Linked DNA regions of Mus musculus: region 1 is linked to region 2. A link is a loop called in an ENCODE intact Hi-C map of the cell type or tissue named here. Cell type or tissue: heart. All regions are shown on one strand. Each heading gives the region's core, and the rest is flanking DNA. Links, peaks and the distances in the headings are about the cores only.

Region 1 (5,372 bases), core at 146-5,145, 74 kb before region 2:
GTTGCCTTGGTCATGGTGTCTGTTCACAGCAGTAAAACCCAAACTGAGACAGTACTGTAAGCAAATTCCACATCACCCTGAGCTCCATAGTGAGACCCTGTTTCAAAAACTTTAAAGCCAGCACTTGACTTAGGAGCAGATGCTGACTCTGTGAGTTTGAGGCCTTCTACATCCTTTTTTTTTTTTTCTTTTGAGATAGAGTTTCTCTGTATAGCCCTGGCTGTCCTGGAACTCACTCTGTAGACCAGGCTGGCCTCAAACTTAGAAATCTGCCTGCCTCTGCCTCCCGAGTGCTGGGATTAAAGGCATGCGCCACCACGCCCGGTTCTACATCCCTCTTGATCTGTAGGTAGCAGAAGGTAGCAGAAGGGTGTAGCTTGAGCATTGGAGACCTCAAAGCCGGCCCCCACAGTACACACTTCCTCCAAGGAGGTCACAATTTCTCCAACAAGGCCACACCTCCTAAAAGTGCCACTTCCTTTGGGCCAAGCACTCAAAACACATTTGACTATTGGGGAGTGCCAAACCTATTCACACCCTGTCACAGCCAACCAAAACAAGAACAATAAAGATAAGACACAAGCTGGGCGTGGTGGTGCACGCCTTTAATCCCAGCACTCGGGAGGTAGAGGCAGGTGGATTTCTGAGTTCGAGGCCAGCCTGGTCTACAAAGTGAGTTCCAGGACATCCAGGGCTATACAGAGAAACTCTGTCTCGAAAAAAAACAAAGGCGGGGGGGGGGAGGGGGAGACACAAAGTCAGCCAGCATAGTCGAGGTGACTCTGAAGTAGGCACTAGGTTTCCCTAAGTCTTTGACCATCATCTCCAAGAGCAGGCTATAGCTTACTGCCTACAAAAATCAGTCGTAAGGCTGTCATCTAATTGACTGTACCCAGTTGCTAGAAGGAAGTTCTCCTAAAGCTGTCTGCAGGCTGTGCTCTGTACCCTAGGTTCCCAGCTTGTGATCAGCTGTCACCTGTGCTGGGGTGGACACTTGGTGATGCAGAGATCCACCTGCCTCTGCCTCTGAGTGCTGGGATGAGAGGCAAACTACCGCCCTGTCATGAGACTTTTTAAAAGTTATTTCTACTCCTGTATGTAACCCCAATAAAGCCCATGGGTTGACCAAGTGGGACTTGGTATTTTGGTCTGTCATGGGTTTCCTGTCTGGAGTGAGTAGATGTGTTGTAACTCCCCAGGAAAAGTTTTGTCACACAACAGTTTGTAGGGGACTACTTATTTTATAGTCACATCTCGTATAGACTGGAAGCATGTCATCAGGAGAGACCCAGACACGATTCAGATAGTTTATTTCTAGATCTTCCAGTGGAATGGCAAGTCCTCAGTTTTCCTCTTCTGTAAGATGGGTTCAGCAGAATTCAGGAGAAGATGCCAGGCTGTGGTGGTGCTCCACTTTAATCCTAGCATTCTGGAGGCAAAGGCAGATCTCTGAGTTCCAGGCCAGCCTGGTCTACAGAGTGAGTTCCAAGACAGCCAGGGTCTCACAGAGGAAACCCTGTCTTTTGTGTCAACTTGACCCAGGCTAGAGTCATCAGAGAAAAAGGAGCCTCATTTGAGGAAATGCCTCTATGAGACCCAGCTGTAAGGCGTTTTCTCAATTAGTAATCAATTGGAGAGGGCCAGCCCATTGTGGGTGGTGCCATCCCCGGGCTGGTGATCCTAGGTGACTGAGCAGGCTGAGCAAGGCGTGAGAAGGTAAACCAAAAAGCAGCACCATCCATGGCTCCCACGGCAGCTCTTGCCTCCAGGCTCCTACCCGGCTTGATTTCCTGTCCTAAAGTGTAAGCCGAATAAACCCTTTCCTCCACAACTTGCGTTTTGGTCATGGTGTTTGTTGCAGCAATAAAAACCCTAAGCGAGACGGTACCCAGGAAATGCAAATCCAGGACCAGGAGGGAAGGATGGTTAGTGTATAGAGTGGTGTGGGTCATTTTCTTGAATGTCTCGCCCTCTCGGAAGCAGAGGAGACAAGCAACTCTGGTAAGCAGAAGGCTTCATTGCAGGGTAGGGTTTGATGGGCCCAGAGAGGAAGTAGAGCTGCAGTAAATGTGGGGTGGACTGGCCCAACTAGCCTTTTTATCTGAGATTCCCTGGTGTCTGATTTCAGGAGGGAGGAGGCCTGGGCTGGGACCAGAGGCGTCACGGTGTGCCACTGCTCCTGAGGCTGCTCAACAGTGGAAAGGGACAAGGACAGAGAGGCCTAGAGTCTACAGACCGGCCCCTCCATCCCTGCGGGTACTTTCACGTTTCTGTCAGTTTTGTGCATGTTATCCGGGGGTTTCTCTGGGCTCCGCAGTCGCTCCTTTGAGTTGCAGCCAGTTCTCCGGTGGCCCACATCCTAGCGCCTCTGATCCCAGCTCTCTAAGCATTCCCGGTCTTGTTTTGTATACAGAGGGCAGCAGCTGCCTTTGGTAACACTGGCGCCCCACCCCCACCCCCACCCTCCGCGTTCTCCCTCCTTCCATACGACTCACTTCTGCTTCTTTTGAACAGAGAAGCCAAGGAATTGGGAATCCTAAAGTTTGTTCATTCAGTCATTGCCATTCACAAGATTTTATTTGTTTGTTTGTTTTGTCTTTTGAGATATCACCCTGTGGCACTGGATAGCCTGGAATTCCCTAGGCAGCCCCTGCTAGCTTCTCTTTTTCCTGGATGTGTGCCACCCAATTGGTTTATCAGACTTTTTACTGTATTTCTTTGTATGTCAGGAGTGGTGGCCACAGCATATTTGGAGAGGTTAGAGATAAACTCCTCCCCTTTCACCACGTGGTCCCAGACACCAGGTTTGTAGCGCATGCTCCACCCCGACTTTTTAAAGGACCTTCTATGTGCCAGAGAGATACAACATTGAGCCAGGCATTAAATGAGAAACCAGTTGTAAGAATTTATAAGTTTTTTTCCTTCCTTTTTTTCCCGGAGACAGAGTTTCTCTGTGTAGCCCTGGCTATCCTGGAACTTGCTCTTTAGACCTGGCTGGCCTCGAACTCACAGATACTCTCCTGCCTCTGCCTCTTGAGTGCTGGGATTTAAGGCGTATGCCACCATCGCCTGGCTCTTTTTTTCCTTTTCTTTTCCACGTTTTATTTTGAATGAACGGGTGTTTTGCCTGCCTTGCAAAAGTGTCTGTGGACCACTTTGTGTGCCTGGTGCCTGTAGAGGCCATTAGAGGGCGTTGGATCCCCTGCATCTGCAGTTACAGACAGCTGTGAGCAGTTTTGTGAGTGCTGGCACTCAAATCCCTTGGGTTGTATTGGGGATACCCTGAGCTGTATCCCAGCCCAGAACTTCATCTTAGCTGTTAGACATCACCAAGTGTTAATTTATGATTATCATTAATGCCAAGGGGACAGTTAGCAGTCCAGTCATCAGATTGACTGAGGGGGACTTCCCTCAAGTCATGAAATTGTGTTGGTTTTTGAAGGCTGCATAATGGCGCTATGTAAGCACCTTGACAAGAAGAAATGTAATCCAGTCAGTGGTCTGGGAGGTGCTCTTGCCCCACTAACTCACAAGGCCAGAGAAGTTAGTTCCAGGAGAGAGATCTGAATCCAGACAGCCCAGCTCCAGAGCCTTCTGGGTTGCCCTGAGCCCAGAGCTAGGCGCTAGAGTGGAAGAGGGAATCTTGCAGGCCTCCAAAGTCTGGAAGAAGAATTTGAGACGGACGCCCGAGAACAAAGGGAGACCTTTTAGGGGTTTTGGAGATGGGGGGTGGGGACGGGGAAGTGACCTGGTCAGAATTGAAATTTCAAAAGCTCCCAGTAGCTGGAGGGTGTGGGGGATGGGAAGAGTCAGGGCCTGGAGGCTGATGGGAGACTGCTCCCTCCTACCCAGAGAACAGATAGCTGAGGCCTTAGGGCGGGTGTTCCTCTGCCCATGGAGCTACGCAGTCGCAGGAGCCAGGGGTGGAAGATGTCGGGAAGGTACGTGTCACAGGACTGGGGACTGACGGTTGTGGAGCTGAGATCAAGGGTCATGTTTAGGGGCTTGCATAACTGGGTGTAGGGGACATGGATGTGTTCTGCGGGGACCTGGGTGGGAGAGGCTCTGATTTTGTGATCAAGTTGCTCGCCGTGGTCTCCATTTTGTCGGTGTGTGTTTGGTGTTGCTTGGTTTTCTGATGGCCTCTCGCACGTGACTTTGGGTCCTCTTCCCATAGGATCTGTTTCTTGGAGTTTTAGAGAAGGAGAGGGTTTTCTGTGCATTTTTTTTCTTATAAATGTCTTTTTCACACCCTGGTGCTAGTAGTGATGGAACGCAGACCCTGGAGCACGCTAGGCAAGCGCTCCACTCGGTGAAGTGCCTTCCTTTTGCAGGTAGAAGAGGTTCTTAATTTTGGTTCCTGCTGTCACCCACCTGCTCTCGATCAGAGATAGTAAAATCAGCCTCTTAGGCCGGTTAGGACCATTCATATGCAAAATGTGCAAGAGTTAATCCCAGTTTTTAGGAGGTTTAGGGTGGAAGACCGTAGGTGAGAGATGGTAACAGCCTGGGCTACACTGTTTTAAAAAAAAAGTATATATATATATATATATATATATATAGAAAGAGAGAGAGAGAGAGAGAGAGGTTGCTGAGATGGCTTTGTGGGTAAAGGTGCTTGCTGCCAAGCTTGGTAGCCTGAGTTCAATCCCAGGGCTCCCATGGTAGGAGAGCACTGACTACCACAAATTGTCCTTTGGTTTTCTCATAAGGGAGAGCGCATAGGCACAGGCACATGTGTGGGCTCACTCACGTGCGCACGCGTGCACACACACACAAACACACACACACAGACACACAGACACACACACACATATATATATGTATATATATATATATATATATATATATATATATATATATGAGCATGCATGCACTCACAAACACAAAACACGTGTACACAACAAAAGACAAAATGTAAATAAATAAACCATTTGTGGTGAAATTCCAACCCTTAAGGGAGAAGGAATTGTGGATCTAGACTTGTTTTAGATACATAGTTAAAAAAAAAAACCACCTCACAACAGGTGTGCTGACACATACCTTTAAGCCTCCAGAGGCAGAGGCAGATGAATCTCTGATTTTAGGCCAGCCTGGTCTACAGAGTGAGTTCCAGGATGGACAGGGCTACAAAGAGAAACCCTGGCTCAACAAAAACAAAAAACAAAACAAACAAAAAAAGGTGATTGGTACTTGGTAACGCCTTCAGTAAAGACAAGCTGTCCTTAAAGGAAAGGAAGATGGTAGCGTCGTTGTCACGGCAAGGCGCTTGCCTCAATCCCCAGCAAGCCACATGAAGTCACCATATTCACTGACAAGAGAGCACTTAAGAGGTTTTCGAGTTTTTACTTGGATCTACAGACCTTGAAACT
Region 2 (5,372 bases), core at 60-5,059:
TATTTAAAAAGGAGGCCCCATATTTAAGAATCTTGGCAGGCGCCTGCCAGGCTAATTTGGTTTGCATTAAGAAAATTAAAAAAAAAAAAGTAAACTACCTTGGAAATGGCTGAAGCTGACTCAGAGTCTCTCTCTCTCTTTTGCCATCCTAGAGCCTGGGTTCCAGTCAATAATTGCTACCTCATGTCTAAAGAAATCCCCTTTTCTGTGAAAAAGACTAAAAGTATCTTCAACAGCGCCATGCAAGAGATGGAAGTTTACGTGGAGAACATACGGAGGAAGTTTGGGGTTTTTAATTACTCCCCGTTCAGGACGCCCTACACGCCCAACAACCAGTACCAAATGCTGCTGGATCCCAGCAACCCCAGCGCGGGCACAGCCAAGACAGACAAACAGGAGAAGGTGAAGCTTAATTTTGACATGACAGCGTCCCCCAAGATCCTTCTGAGCAAGCCCCTTCTGAGCGGGGGTGCCGGCCGCAGGATCTCCCTGTCCGACATGCCTCGCTCCCCCACCAGTACGAACTCTTCCGTGCACACGGGCTCCGATGTGGAGCAGGACCCCGAGAAGAAGGCCCCGTCCAGCCACTTCAGCGCAAGCGAGGAGTCCATGGACTTCCTTGATAAGAGCACAGGTCAGCCCCAGTTGGGAGAGTTGGGTAGGAGGCCACTTGGTGCATTCTGGCGTCCCTGGATGCCTCCCTCATAGGTGCGAGCCGGCAGGCACCACCAGATCCCACAGATGAGGGAGATAGTCCCCAAGGAAGGCCAGGTGGGGCCATTCTTAGAAGCGGATGGCAATGGCCGGCCACAAACCCTGCAGGGCTCGAGGCCACTGTCAGAGCCTCATGGCTGTTCGCAGCAGTGCCCTTGACTCTTTTCTTCTCATCACGGTGTAGTTGAAAGCTTAGTTTTTTTTTTTTTTTTTTTTTTTTTAAAGATTTATTTATTATTATATGTAAGTACACTGTAGCTGTCTTCAGACACACCAGAAGAGGGAGTCAGATCTTGTTACGGATGGTTGTGAGCCACCATGTGGTTGCTGGGATTTGAACTCTGGACCTTCGGAAGAGCAGTCGGGTGCTCTTACCCACTGAGCCATCTCACCAGCCCCCGAAAGCTTAGTTTTTGATACCTTTGTGTTAGGGTTGACTTAGACGTGAGGAGACTGAGGTGAAAATTGATCCCCCTTGCCTCCTTCAGGGCTGGCTTTTCCAGCTATGTGTCGTAGTTTGGAGACAACAACTGGTCTCTAATTGCAGGACTCCCCATCAGTTGATGTGGCTTTGGGGACATATTTAATGTCTTTATGCCTTAGCCTTCCCACCTCTACCATGGCGACCGTAACTGGCTACGCCGAGCCTCCCCTATGTGTAAGCTCTGTTGAGAGCACAAGGAGTCAGGACCCACAGTAGGACAGGAGCACTGGGGCAGTGTTGACCATGGAATTCTTTTTCCTGGTGATCTCTAAAGTGCTGGCTGCGAGGATCTGAGAAGAGATGCAATGGAGGGGTGACTTAAGGAATGTTCTTGGCAGGAAGATCCTCCCATCTCCCTCTTCCACGGGCTGGGCTTACAGGTGTACCCCACCACAGCTGCCCCATTAAAACCTGCTTGAAGTTAGCACATCGTAAAATAAAGTGTGTTCGTGTGCAAACTCCCCTTTGCTCTCTTGTTCCGCATTTCAAAAAAAAAAAATAGAGCTTTATAGGAATCTAAGAATGGTTGTGTTTAATTTAGTGTTTGTCTTCCCTTGGGTGGGATCCGTGGCATCGAGCTTTGCGGCAAAATTCCTTACTCACTGGCAGAGTTTTTCTTCTTTTTAAAGATGAGAACTTAGACTTCAAAGACCCTATTCTAAAACTACACAACCTACTCAGCCCACCTTGCTTGACACTTGCTAATTCCGTCATAAGGTGGCCATAGAAGACGCTACTGTGACAGCACATGCCAGTGTGGTCACCCCAGCATTTGGGAGGTAGGGGCAGGGGGATTAGGAGTTCGAGGCCTTGACTACATGAGATCCTGTCTCAAAAATACTAAAATAACAACCAAAAAACCCAAACCCTCAACAAAGAAAGAGGGTGACACTCAGATTGTTATACTCTCAACAAATTGCGTCCCTTGCTGAGTGGGCCCACAGTAGACACCGTAGGTGGTAGTTCTGTGTTTCGGTCGTGGCTGCAGCTCTGGACATTGAAAGCTGAGTTCCAATAAAGCTTAACTGGTGTTGGTTGGTGGGTAATGAAGCTTGAAGTTCTCTAAGTGCATGCTTTAAGCACTATTGAGTTGGGCTGGGGAGACAGCTCAGTGGTTGAGAGCACTGGTTGCTCTTGCACGGGAGCTGGCTTCAATTCCCGTCACCCACACAGCTCCTCGCCATCTGTAACTCCATTTCCAGGGGATTTGATGTCCTCATCTGACCTTCTTGGGCACCAGGCATACACATGGTGCGCAGACGTAGATGCAAGCAAAACACTCATACAGGGAAAAAAAAGAGAAAAAGAACTATTGAATTTTTTTGTGTCCCAACCCCAATGTTCTATACCCTTCTTAAACAGCAGGCCACACAGGGACAGGGAACAGATTGGGCCCTGGGTTCAGCATTGCCAGCTCTCACTATAGTCCACAAAGTCCAGAAAGGACTGTCACTTGGCAAATCCTCCCAGCCCAGCCCTGAGGCCTGGCCTGTTTCCTCCTGCTGCTCCCTCCCGCCCTCTGCTGTTAGCATTGATGACAGCTGCTAGTCAGCCCAGGGTGAGGAGGCTGTCCATACTCAGACACCTCCACAGGCAGGGATAGCACAGTTGGGATCAGGCTGGGGTCCCTCCGGAATGTTAGAAAACTTCATCATGCTGTAAAATAGAAAGACCACACAAGCAGCTTCCAGAATCCAGAGTGGCCCTTTATTGTATACGTATGTGAGTGTGTGCATACGTGTGTGAGTGTGTGCATACGTGAGCGAGCATGTGCAAGTGTGAGAATTTAGACCCTTATTTCCCTCCCTCCTTTTCCTTTCCTTCTCTCTCCCTCCCTCTCTTTCTAACAGGGTCTCACTGTCCTTAAACCAATAGAGAGCTGCCGGCCTGTCTCCCTGGTGCTGGGGTTAAAGGTGTGTAGTCTGTGCGCATGTGTGTTCGGGCACACGTGTGCATTCATATGAAGGTCAGAAGACAGTTTACAGAGGTCAGGACTCTGCTTCTTCCGTGTGTGTTCCAGGGGACTGAACGCAGGCCATCAAGTTCATGGCTGGTGCCTTACCCGCTGGACCATTTCCCTGGCCCCAAGACCGTCCTTTTCTTTAGACTACTCAGTAGTAGCTCATCCTGGGTCTGTTGTCCCTACGAGCAGATTCAACTCCCTAAGCAGCTGCCTGTCCCGCAGGGGGCCTGGCCTGTAGCTGCCACAGCCCTGGACCCCTGCCCCCACATATGGACCACTTGGGCAGGCGGGTTTCATCAGCCTTCGGCCTTTGCTAACTCTTTCCTAGAGACCCCATTGAGAATGCTAATGTGTAGTATGGCACCGGCCTGAGCCTACAGACCCCTCTGAGCTAATGGCGCTTTGGTCTTGGCTTCCCGCTATGGGGCTGCTGTCAGGGAGGCAGGAGAGTGTTTTCACAGACTCCGCTTTACTGTGAAATCAATAGTTGTCATAAAATGGCTGTCCATGACAAATACTAAGTCACTAACGAACCCTCCCTCCCATGGCCAGCTCTCCTGAGGAATTGCATGGCGTGCTATTAAACCTCAGGCACTTACCCACAGTCACGGAGGGAGTGGACTGTGATTGACAGGTGATAGGGTCAAGGGACAGCAGAGAACCTGTTGTGGCCTTGACCTGCTCTGAGCTTTCTGCTCACGTGCACTGGTGTCGTGCTTCTCTGGGTGGCATTCACACTTTGTGTGTGTGTGTGTGTGTGTGTGTGTGTGTGTGTGTGTACGTACACGCTCCAGCACTTGTGTGCAGGTCAGAGGACATCTTGCCGTTGTCAGTTTTCACCATGTTCGTCTCAGGCTTTAAACTCGGGTCATCAGGCTTGCTGGCAAGTGCCTTTAGCAGCTGAGCCACCTTGGTGGCCCCAGGTGACCCTTGATTAGCACTACTGGTCTGTTTTGTTAAAGTCCCCCAAGGCCTGAACTACTGTGGTATGGTATGGGGCTTTTTGTTATTTGGCTCTGACACAGTGTGGTCCAATTGCTGCTACAGGGAAGCCCCAAATATACATACACACACAGACATGTGCCAACTGTCCAGCCTTTATGTATTGGCTTATTGTGTGTGTCCCTGTCCTCTATCTAGTATGCTTCTGTTGTGATGAAACACCATTACATACACACACACACACACACACACACACAGAGCAAACAATGGCCTTGCCCTTGGTTTTTTTTTTTTTTTTTTCTTCAGGAGTGGAGTCCTCTGGGCTTGGGCTGTGTGCAGCTTCTGTTTGCAATTCACTCTTTTTTGTTTGTTTGTTTGTTTTTTGAGACAGCAACGGGGAGGTCTCACTCTAGCCCTGACTGGCCTAGAACACACCATAAAGACCAGACCGGCTTTAAAAATAATTAAAGATTTATTTGTGTTTGCTTTTATGCGTCTGAGTGTTTTGCCTGCACCCATGCATGCTTTTTTGCCTGCAGAGGCCAGAGCAAGGCATCAGGATGCCCTGGCACTGGAGTTACTGATGGTTGTGAGCCACCACGTGGGTGCTGGGAAGCAAGCCCAGGTCCTCTGTAAGAGTGACAAGTGCTGTTTACTGCTGAGCTGTCTCTACAATCCCTTAGGCAAGATTTGAACTCACAGAGATCTGTGTCTGCCACCAGAGTGCTGGGATTAAAGGTGTGTGCCACATCTGACCTATTTTTTCCCCCACTATACTTTGATTCATCTGTGCCTGTATATGCATGCATTGTGCAAATTTGTCATTGACATGTAAGGTGGTCAGAGAACAAACCTATGAGAACCAGTCCTCCCTTCCATCATGTGGGTCCCAGAAATGGAAGACATCTCTGGTCCTAAGACTTGGTGGCAAGCACCTTCATTCACTGAGCCATATAGCTGGCCCACCTTTTTAATTTTGAACTTGACTTTCAAGGAAACATGGTGCGCTGGTTGACTTTTTGTGTGGTGACACCTTTGCTTTCTGTGTTTGGGATCCTGTCACCTTTCATGTCTGACCTCCTCATCACATCTCTAAAGGCCCAAGTGGAGCCCTGTTTCAACCTCCTTGTTTATGTGACTGACTGCGCAGCTAGAGAAGCCTTGGTTTTTATCCCCGGGGAAAGTCCGTTCCCCGAATCGTCTTTAACTATCACAAACAGCAGTGAATGAATTATTTAAAATGTTCTTGTAGTAGTGATTCTACGGAAA

Evidence for each region. Peaks named below come from ENCODE experiments on the same cell type or tissue, not always from the same donor. Only the 100,000 strongest peaks of a DNase experiment are listed, where the experiment ranks them.
Region 1: a loop joins it to region 2, with 4 times the contacts of the local background. A loop is called at or near these places in 40 of 42 quality-filtered maps.

The regions. Positions count from the first base shown.
Region 1 is chr2:165,897,485-165,902,856 of GRCm38, reverse strand. It overlaps a transcript of Zmynd8 not described here. Among named protein-coding and RNA genes, the nearest start is that of 1810021M19Rik, 14 kb to the right of the region's middle. In heart, for the core only: a CTCF peak has its summit at 2,390; no DNase peak of the experiment used is centred there; H3K4me3 peaks cover 1,777 bases; H3K27ac peaks cover 3,010 bases.
Region 2 is chr2:165,823,470-165,828,841 of GRCm38, reverse strand. Zmynd8 (zinc finger, MYND-type containing 8) reads left to right here. Exons shown (of 23, transcript NM_001363020.1): 11 at 153-634. Among named protein-coding and RNA genes, the nearest start is that of Gm11465, 55 kb to the left of the region's middle. In heart, for the core only: a CTCF peak has its summit at 2,717 (motif pointing left); a DNase peak (open chromatin) is centred at 2,671.